2 separate regions of the Homo sapiens genome follow, and region 1 is linked to region 2. The links are chromatin loops, found by intact Hi-C in ENCODE. Cell type or tissue: chondrocyte. All regions are shown on one strand. Links, peaks and the distances in the headings refer to the core of each region. The heading gives the core; the rest is flanking DNA.

What was found. Hi-C counts contacts between places; a loop is a spot of excess contacts. Peaks named below come from ENCODE experiments on the same cell type or tissue, not always from the same donor. Only the 100,000 strongest peaks of a DNase experiment are listed, where the experiment ranks them.
Region 1: it touches region 2 in a loop (5-fold over the local background); 4 of 110 quality-filtered maps call a loop at or near these places.

The regions. Positions count from the first base shown.
Region 1 is chr13:68,925,488-68,930,884 of GRCh38, reverse strand. No RefSeq gene overlaps it. Among named protein-coding and RNA genes, the nearest start is that of LINC00550, 43 kb to the right of the region's middle. In chondrocyte, for the core only: CTCF peaks have their summits at 3,046 and 3,252; no DNase peak of the experiment used is centred there.
Region 2 is chr13:67,734,298-67,739,694 of GRCh38, reverse strand. LOC107984622 (a long non-coding RNA gene) reads left to right here and starts at 5,340. Exons shown (of 3, transcript XR_001749894.1): 1 at 5,340-5,397. RefSeq lists an enhancer at 2,287-3,185. In chondrocyte, for the core only: CTCF peaks have their summits at 2,762 and 2,975 (motif pointing left); no DNase peak of the experiment used is centred there.

The sequences.
Region 1 (5,397 bases), core at 164-5,163, 1.2 Mb before region 2:
GCCTCCCAAAGTGCTGGGATTACAGGCGTGAGCCAGCGCTCCTGGCAGCTGTTTGTGTTTTAACAAGTCCTCCGTGTGATTCGGAAACAGACTCAATAGTCCCATAGGCAGATTTTTTGGATAAACATAGAAATTTACCATTCTGGTCTTAAAACTTGAAGCTTTTATTTGTTTTATTGAATTCCTTCCTTACGAAATGTTCCCTTGTTCTCCAAAAACTGTCAAAGAACATAAACTCACCAGATCAGCTCATCCAGACAATGAGATGCCAGACCCCTCATCGCTCGTGATTGCTTCCTTACCCCTCCCTAGTTCATGTTTTCTCACACATAGTTGTATTTCTTTCCTGCTATTATAAACCCCTAATTTTAGTCAGGGAGATGGATTTGAGACTGATCTCCCTTCTCCTCTGCTACAGCACCCCATTAAAGCCATCTTCCTGGGTAATACTCATTGTCTCAGTGATTGATTTTCTGCGTGGTGAGCAGCAGGACCTAGGCTGGATCTAGTGTTTTGGTTAACAATTCTGATGAGCACCAAAGTTTAAAAAACATTGAACTATGGTGCCAGGCAGGAAAGAGCAGAAAGTGATTGGAAAGTTACTGAATATTAGAGGAAATTCAAAATTTTTGTATTAGGAAATTGATGGAGTTCTTATTTGGTAAACTCTATTTCTCATTTGAGCTAATAAATAAGAAGAGTGAGAGGAGTAATGAGAATACTGGAGAATTAAGAAAACTTTTAAGTAATCTTCAGACAGAAAGGAAACCGTGTTCAGAACACTTGCTTGAGAACAATTGTGTCTGTGACAGATTACATAGATATTTTCCTCTTCTGAAATTCTACATTTTATTGATACAGTGACATAATAATATTTTCTAGATTTTTACTTTCTATATAATACTCTTAATGTTAATATGCTCTTAGTTCTGTTGGTGTATTTTAGGTCTTTATGTTTAGCTTAATTATGGCAAGGGCTATTGCCTTCTACTATTTTGCTTCTTTAAGTTTTCCTGGAATGAGGTTTCAAAACAGTCCATAAATGTTTAGAAACGAATAATTTGATTAATACATGACTAAATGCTATGGAGACCCAAGCAGAAAATAAAAACAAGTTGAAGGCTTAAAAATATAATGGACTGTGCTTCCTATTATCTTGGCACATTTGAAAAGTTAATAACAATATTATGAAGTCAAGTGAATCTAAAAAACTCTCTTAGAGAGGTTGTGAAAGTAACAAAAACTATTGTTTTCTGAATTATTGCTGGGCATATTAAGCTGCAGTACTGGAATCTATGTGCTGTCTGCCTGCTGTAACTTGTCACAAAACAAGCAACCATTTGTGCTTTGAAATTTCCTTCATTCACAGAGCAATTCCTGGACATAATGTGCTATATGCATTTTTTAATCCTGCAATTTACTTATCCTATTTCATGTTGTCCAATAAAAATGAAGAGGGAGCAAGTCCATGGAAAATGCTAGTACTTCTTTATTGCTCATGTATTGAAAGATTAAAAATTTGTGATGAATACAAGAAGGTCTCCATAGCAACACATGTAGTTAGACAACGTTCTAGATGATTATCAGTGAGAGAAGTAATATCAACCGATTAAAAATGAATGGCACTTATTTCCATTGAGACGAGCCTGACAAATGGAGTGACAGGGCTCAAGGACAAATGAATATCAAGGAAGATTGGCCTGTCTCACTGAGTCATGTTCAAGCTGTTCTACAGCCTTATATAAAAGTGAGAGAATCTCTGCTCATTCTTAAAGTGCAAACCTTGCCCAGCCTCAGAACCCCACTGTGGATGTTGGCACAAATATTACGAATATTATGAACCATGTGAAAATTCAAAAGCACTCTATTAACCACAAATGATCTTGAATATATTTCAGTTTATTAAAGAAACAGAAAGGAAGGCTCAACACAGGTATAAATACTAATCGTTGTTTTAAGTTCTTGAAAAACTGTCAAAAATTTGGAGTTACTGATAAAAATGGTAGGAAATATGTACTGTAACCATTTGAGACATCTCGACTACAACATAAAATTCATATTATAGAGTAAAATGCCCCATTATTAAAATTAGTCTCGTTCGTGTTTATCATTTCTTAAATGCTTTTAAAGTCTTACTTTTCGCATTTCAAGAGTGGAGCCAAAATGTCAGGTTAGTTCTATAGTGAAAACATTAATTATAGCTTAAAAACTTATACTAAAGTTTTAAAAAATTTACACGCAGAATGATTCAACTTCTACAAGTAATAACTTTTATCATTTTGTAAGCAGAATGGACTATAATGTGTACTGAGTACACTACCATTGATCTTGTATACTGTGATTGTTTCAGTGTATAGATTTTATAAACCACATCATTATTTAATTTCAATATTATCACTAGTTAAAATGCTAGTTTAATCTATTAGTTTTTTAGGGCTGCTGTAACAAATTACCACACACTTGGCACTTAAAACAACAGAAATTTATTTTTTTCACAATCCGGAGGCCACGACTCCAAAAGCAAGGCGTAGATGGGGCTGCAACTCCTCTTGAATCTCTCAGTTTCTGGTGCCTGTTCTCATTCATTGTTTTATGGCTGCATCAATAAAATCTTGACCATCTTTACCTTGTGCTCTCCTCTGCTGTGTCTGTTTAATAATTCTCTGTCTCACTCTTTGAGAACACTTATAATTGAATTTAGCCCACTTGGATAATCCAGGACCAGCTCCTTCATTCAATTACTTAATCACATACTTTGCCATAAAAATTAATATTCACACTGTACACATATCTTTTTGGGGGCCACGATGAAGCCTCCAATAGTCTCACATTTCAATTAAAACATATGGTTTAATCAATTATGTTCTTTGAAAAAATTGTTTTAACTGTAATTTATGATCAAATGAATTTGTAAAACATAAAGATTGTATCACTATGACCTATAAAAGAACCAAAGATATTTTCCAATCTGAACAAAAAAAAATAGTGCTTAGAAATTCTTTTTCTTAATAACTGTAGAAAAAAAATTACTCTCTATGACTTATTTCATGACATAGTTTCTTTGGTTCAAAAGCATTTTTATTATCAAATATTGCTTTAAATAGTATAGCCTCAACAATGAAGCAGAAAGTCAAGTCCAGTAATGCATACATATATTTATGTCTAAAAAGTAATGAAGCATCTTTGGTGATAGGCAAAAATCTAACCTTTTGTTTGTTTGTTTGTTGAGACAGGGTCTCATTCTGTCTTCCAACACTAGAGTGCAGTGGTGCCATTTCAGCTGACTGCAGCCTGGTCTTCCTGGTCTCTAGCAATCCTCCCATCTCAGCTTTCTGCGTAGTTGGGATCACAGGTATGTGCCACCACACTAACTTTTTTTTTTTTTTGGTAGAGATAATGTCTCACTATGTTGCCCAGGCTGATCCTGAAATCCTGAACTCAAGCCGTCCTCCTGCCTCAGCCTCTGAAAATGCTGAGATTACCTGCATGAGCTACCATGCTTGGCAAAATCTAACTTTTAAGAAACTTTCAAAAACATGCTTTTAAAAAAAATCAGTTATAAAACTATTGAGGATAATATTTAGAGATCTTTCATAGCTATTTACTGAATTTCAACTAAGTATTATTTTGAGTGTTCTACGATACCTTGTGTAATATAATTGTAATTTTTTATTGTTTCTATTGACCTACAGCTTTTCATTGTAAATAAAATAAAGTCACTGTGAATAATATACTTCTCTTTTGTCAGAATGTAAAACTTTAATCCATTTGCTTCATGTATCTAAAATTTATTTTTGATTTGATTTGAATTATATATACTTAATGTATTTGTTGATACATTTAACAATTTAATTAAGTAGTCACCATTAATTTACCCTCATTAGAATTTATTTTTTAAAATTAAATAAAAAGTGACAAAACTAATTTTGTTCATCTCAGTTATGTTACTTTATATGTGATGAATTAATTTGTATTGAAAGTATAGTTGGGTTTACAGGTAGTTAGTAAACAATTCTTTAAAATGCTGTAGAAGTTTATAGTTAACTATGTTATAAACATTAATATTTCCACATCTAAATTTGAATGTGGAACAGTGGTTACCTAGAAAAACATAAACATTTCTTTGAAGAAAATCAGAAAATCTTGAAAGACAAGACAATAAACTGCTGTAGAATTTTCAACCTGCAAAAGTTATGCATATATATATATACATAGGTATACTATTTGTTTCCTAGCTTCCTTTGCCACTTCAAAAGTCCCAGAGATTAATGTTTTAAAGGCGACAAGAGCATGTCAAGAAATAAGAACAGAGCTTATTTTGTACTGAGGCAACAGAAATATCATGTTGTAAACATGTTTATTAACCTTGGCTTAGAGAGCAGACAGACAGCCTACTGCTGTGTTAATAACCAACCTGAAGAGGACAAAATGAAAATGTAATTATGTGACATCAAAAGCTTATTGATTTGTCAAAATGCAATCTTTCAAGCATTTTTTTTACTATTATTCTGCCAGAATTCTCTCTCATTAACCTCTTCATATTTTAACACCAGGAGTATCACCATTTATGAAAAATAAATGTAACTGAGATAATTTCAGTTTATCAAAAGATGTTAATTTAAAGGTTTTCTAGGAAGAAAAATATTAAAAATTATAAAAAAGAGTATGGACACTAGTTTTATGAAAGTTGTATTTTAAAGTTATTCATGCTTGAAGGAGTGGCAATGGATATATATTTCTTATTTTATTTGTTTAAAGGATTCCAGGTATATATGCAATACTTGCTATAACTAGGGAAAAGAAGGCCATGACCATATAGTCAATTTAAAAACTTAAAATTATAAATGATATTATTACGTTTAGGTACAATGAAAGGTTTACCTTTGGTTTTGGAGTTATTTTAGAAATGTTCTTAAAGTCTTAATTCTTAAATTGAAGTTAATACTCCAAATATATATATATATATATATAGAGAGAGAGAGAGAGAGAGAGACAGAAACACAGAGAGAGAGAGAGATTAAGAATAAATTGTTATATTAATTAACTTTTCAGTTACTTAACGACTTAACATTTTACAGAATTAAGTTAGTTTAAACTTTTGGAGAGAAGTGTTATATTTAAAAACATTCACATAGAGCAATATTAATTTGATAAAATATGATAATAGCAAAAAATCAGGTATTATAGTTAACTTATATTGATATAAATACCTACCTAGTTTCTCAAATGCATATTCTTATATCTATGTCTTCCAGCTTGTATACACACACACACACACACACACACACACACAAGTTTACACAAAGACAACATAAAATAGGAAGGAAAATTAAATCTCTTCTAAGCCCAAAAATGTAGAAAACTATGAGAATGCATCAATGAAGCTATGATAAATGT
Region 2 (5,397 bases), core at 198-5,197:
TTTAAAAATCATCAATATCTGTATTTGTAACACATACCACAAAGGAAAAGCTAAACAAAATGAAAGAAATGAAAGGGAAGGCAAGGAAATGCAAGGAAATGAAGACTAACTAAAGTGACTATAGCAGGGAAATGACATATTTACCTGTCTCATAATGATGAAAGTACAATAGGAATTGTCATTCAGATTTATTCTAAATCCTCACCTGTACTTTGCTAGCTGGTAATAAAACACCTTCTCATGATAAAAATTGATGACTGCCCAATACCCTCACAATCTCCCTACCAAGAATTTTTTCCTAATCCCGAAACTAAAGCTGTTATCCAGAAATACATACTCATAGTTGTTCTGGAATCTTCTATTTCCACTACCCTTCGCAGGGAATCCAAGAGATAATTCCATAAACTCTACCTATAAAATATATTCTTTTTTTTTTTCTCTTGAGATGGAGTCTCAATCTGTCACCCAGGCTGGAGTGCAGTGGCACAATCTCGGCTCACTGCATCCTCCGCCTTCTGGGCTCAAGCAATTCTCCTGCCTCAGCCTCCCTAGTAGCTGAGACTACAGGCAAATGCCACCATGCCTGGCTAATTTTTGTATTTTTAGTAGAGATTGGGTTTCACCATGTTGACCAGGTTGGTCTCAAACTCCTGACCTCAAGTGATCTGCCAGCCTTGGCCTCCCAAAGTGCTGGGATTACAGATGTGAGCCACTGCACTGGCCTTATAAAATATATTCTAAATAGATCACCTCTCACCATCTTCACTGCTATCTCCCTCGCTTATACTCTATTGCAATAACCTCCTAACTAGTCTCTCTGTTTCTCTTCTTGCCTACCTATAATCGATTCTACTTAGCTACCAAAAGTGACTCTCCACCTATTAAAACATGCCCAATGGCTTATGTTCACATTTAAAATAAACCTGTAACTTCCATTTCTAGAGTAGAAAGCCCAAGATGGCCTGACCCTGCCTACCTTTCACAATTACCACTACTATACTCTGCATCAACTGTACTGACTTTTTCTTTTCTTCGAATACTCTGAGCTTATTCCTATTCCAGGCCTTTAGAATTTGTTGTTTCTTCAACCTGAAATATTATTTTCCCTAAAATCTTCACACAACCTCATCATTCCAGGCTCATATCAAATGTTACCTCTTCATATGCCTTCTGACATTATCCACACTAAACTAATCTCTACACACATTACGCCCTTATTCTGATTTATTTTCATCACTACTCTTTTATATATTTGTTTATGTTTTTAATATTATTTCCCTTGACTATAGGTTAGATTTATTTCTAGCTTATTCACTATTTTTAGGTCATCAACAAATAGCAGATTCTTACTAAATATTTGTTGAAAGTGAAAGTAGATGAACGAATGAGTATAAAAAGTCAAGAATCAAGAAAAGTTAGAAATATATTAAGGATCAACAAGTCCAAATCTCTGTTTCAAGAGATGGGGCAATAAAATGATATGCCCCAAACAACAAAAGTAGTTCATATTCTACATGTGTTTACAATTCTGGTGTTGGCACTCAGGTTATTATCATTTCTATTAGCCAACGCTGTCTCCCAAAATCATAAATATTGTGATGGAACCACAAAAGTCTAACAAGTATATTACACAATTGACATAAAAAGATTAAAAAAACTAATTCTAAATTAATTAATTATGTTTTCAAAAATTAACCTGCCTTGGAATCCGCATTAAATCCCGAAACATCTGTATACTCCTCATTCTTGTAATTCTCACAGTAATCTTTCTCTGAATCAGAACCTGTCTGTTTTTTGAAAGCCTGAAGATATTCTGATTAAAAAATAAAAAAAAGTAAAAATAGTATGTCACATTAAGATCATTTTTATGGTTAAAATTAAAAGCAAGAAAGGGGGATAGAAAGTACCTGAGAATGGAGTACATGGCCATAAGCAAAAGCCTCAAAGAGTTGTTCGTGAAAAAAGAAGTTTTTGATGTTTTCAGTTATTTTAAATAAAAGAATAAATTTAATATTGGTTGTTATTACTACCATGGAGTATAACCTTTATCATTTAAAAATATTCTAAAGACTTTTCTCATATTTTACTATAAAAAGCATACTGTTAAATTCAGGAAGATCTATGTTCATCAAGTTAATGATTAAACACTGGTAAATTTCCCCTTTTATTCTAATTCATTTGAAGTTTGCATTGTCAAGAATCACTTTTTAAAAATATATTGTGTAGCATGTTTTAGATTTGTTTTGATAGCATCCTTTTCTTTCCTCCAAACACAGTCTCAGTCACTCTCCATCCAGTCATTTTCAAGTATTTTATATATACTTTATGAAACCTCGTAAAACATCTTAATGGCCCAGGACGGTAAAAATGTGAGGTTGAAATGTGATATGGGTTATGATGTTTATAAAATACAGTTAAAGATTAATCTGGCAGCCTCAAATGTCTTTTTAAAAAATGGCAGTCTGCTGCTGAAATAAACACGCACACAATTTGAGGCAAAAACTTTTTTGTTTTAACTTTTTTTTTAACTACACAAGCTATTTACCAAAAAAAAAATACTTCATTCTGTGTTCTGTCTTACATTATATTCAGTATGCATCATGATGATCTCCCAGGGGACTTTTCAGGATTACTCATTCTTTGAATAATGGCTTGTATGTGGGCTTCAAAGAAATGCAGTAGGAGTGGGAAGAAAAACATTTGCATTTCCAAAGAAATGTTCTGAACTTCCCAGGGGACAGGGGACACTGAGAAAAGATTTTGTTGAACTGAGGGACACCTGACAGCCACTTAAGTGGCTCAGTGCATTCACAGTAAAAACTATTTTGCCTTCTCCCCATACCCTGGTTTTATGCATGAGAACAACTTGGTATTCAAATAATGCATAATCTCACTTACAGCACAGGGAATTCATTAATGGGTAATGCAGAGGAAAAGTGGGACAAGGTCATCCACAGAAAAAAGCAAAGCGCTCCCTTGTGGCAGGATAAGGTTTTATACAGTCTGATCTGAATTGAAAGACTTTGAGCCCCTTCTCTGCTTAGAGACAGTTTTGCTTTTCAACAGGAGCTGCTGAAGAAATGTAGAGTTTTGAAAAAAAGAAAATATGTTTTGATCAGCATTAAATTCAGGGCACTACTCTTCTGCTACTCGCTAATCATGAGTCTGACATTACCTTTCTTGGCCAAAGAAAAGTGGGGTCAATTCAATGGAAAACAAATGGCTTGAGCATGAAGCCACAATGCACTTGAGTCAGCTTTGTAAGGAAAAACTCTACCTTTATTTTCACTTAAGGGTTTGCAAAAATTTAAATATGAACCTAATGGCATGAGCATATAATGCACTATCCTCTTATACATAAATCTTGAAATTACATAGATTGTAGAACCATTAGAATTTTTTTCGTATAAAGTCTTTTATATTTTATACTCTATATTAATGCATTCATGTTTAATACTAAATATATTAATATATTTAATATATGAAATAATTTTATATTTTATAATGAAGTCTATAAATAAGTCTTTAGTAAGTCTTATAATCCTCAATATTTTCATTTAATATCAAAGTCACACAGGTAACAGATGACATCTTTTGCAAAATCTTTTTTTTTTAAATCATAGATATAGTTTTCTACTCTTACAGAATTTTCCCCTAAATGAACATATAAGTGTTCCTTGTAAAGGGTACGCATTCTGATCACTGGTAACTTTGCCCCTTGGTTCACTGACTGTATCTCCTCATTAGCATACAGATATTTAAATTTTCTCTAAATTGTCAAGAACTATAATCCACTCAGTCAGTTACTCATTGACTTTAATGATGAGTTTAACAACTTGTTGAGTTCCTGCTATGTGCCAAATACTGCATTCAGTGTGGGAAATTCAGCATAAATAAGGCAGATACTGAAACATTGTGGGGATTTTACAAGAGGATGTGTTAGTATTTTTAAGAGAGGATTCAGTTGGCATTTTAAAAGATGGTTGGCCTACTCTATGAAGATGGGTGTGAAACAAATACAGAGGCTTCAAAACCAGAGAAAAGCACTTTCTCCCCATTAGGGTAGATGTGATGGTTTTGCTTAGACTAGTGGCAGTGGAGGTAAAGTCTAGTGAATGGTCAGAGGGAAAGGACACAACTGGATAGAGAGAGAAGGAGATGTCATATTTCTTGCTACCAAGATCTCCGGGGGGCAGTTTATTTACTAAGATAGGTTAACTGGAGAAAAAATTTGTGGGGAACTACGTCTTCAATTCTGAACATGTCAAGATTTTGTTATTTCTTTGGCAAAAGAAAAAAAATCCGTTTAAAAAAGCACACACTAGGCTGGGCACGGTGGCTCACACCTATAATCCCAGCACTTTGGGAGGCTGAGGCCAGCGGATCACTTGAGGTCAAGAGATTGAGACCATCCTGGCCAACATGGTGAAACCCTGTCTCTACTAAAAACACAAAAATTAGCTGGGCTTGGTGGTGCATGCCTGTAGTCCCTGCTATTCGGGAGGCTGAGGAAGGAGAATCACTTGAACCCTGGAGGCAGAGGTTGCACTGAGCCTAGATTGCACCACTGCACTCCAGCCTGGTGACAAAGCAAGACTCCGTCTCAAACACACACACACACACACACACACACACACACACACACACACACGACACATGATTTTGGGGGTCAATGTGAAGGACTGCTCTGGATATACATTTTTTGTGATCCATTGAGATTTATATTATACCAGAACCACTGAGATTTATTTTATACTGGAAATTATGAAAATGAGTAAGGCATCTTAGAAAGAATGATTAAAATGACAATATAGCCATGATAAAGGCAAGTCTAGAAGAAGTCAAAATATAAGAATCATATAAAAAAGATAAAACCAAAAAGTAGAAACCAAAACAGTAGCCAAAAGGTGGAAACAAGAAAAGTGTGATATTGTTTATTCCATAAAGAAATGCTTTAATGAAAGAGTGTCTTGTATTGTCCAATAATTCAAATAACCTAACAAAAAGTAAAGTGAAATAAAAAAATAATTAATCCTGTGTTTAAATAAACAAGGAGATCTGAAAGAATAAAGTTTCCCCTTTATAAATTGATGCACAGCAGGGATAACAGCCTCTGAAGAAACAGTTTCAAAGAGATTAAACTGGATAGGGGATTTATAGGGATTTTGCTGATGAAGCCATGCTTGGGACAAGTGGTAGTGATTCCGGGAAAAGAAACTGCCAGGTTTTCAGTATCCTGACATTCAAGTTTTCAGCAAAATAGAACAGTTGTTGATTTGAGCAAAACGAAAGCACCTCTTCAGTTTCCTTGAGAAAGGCACAAGTTGTTACTTCTGGTAATTTTGCTTTTACTTAGAGTGGACTGGAATTTTCCATCTGGGATAAATGGGGCCTGCA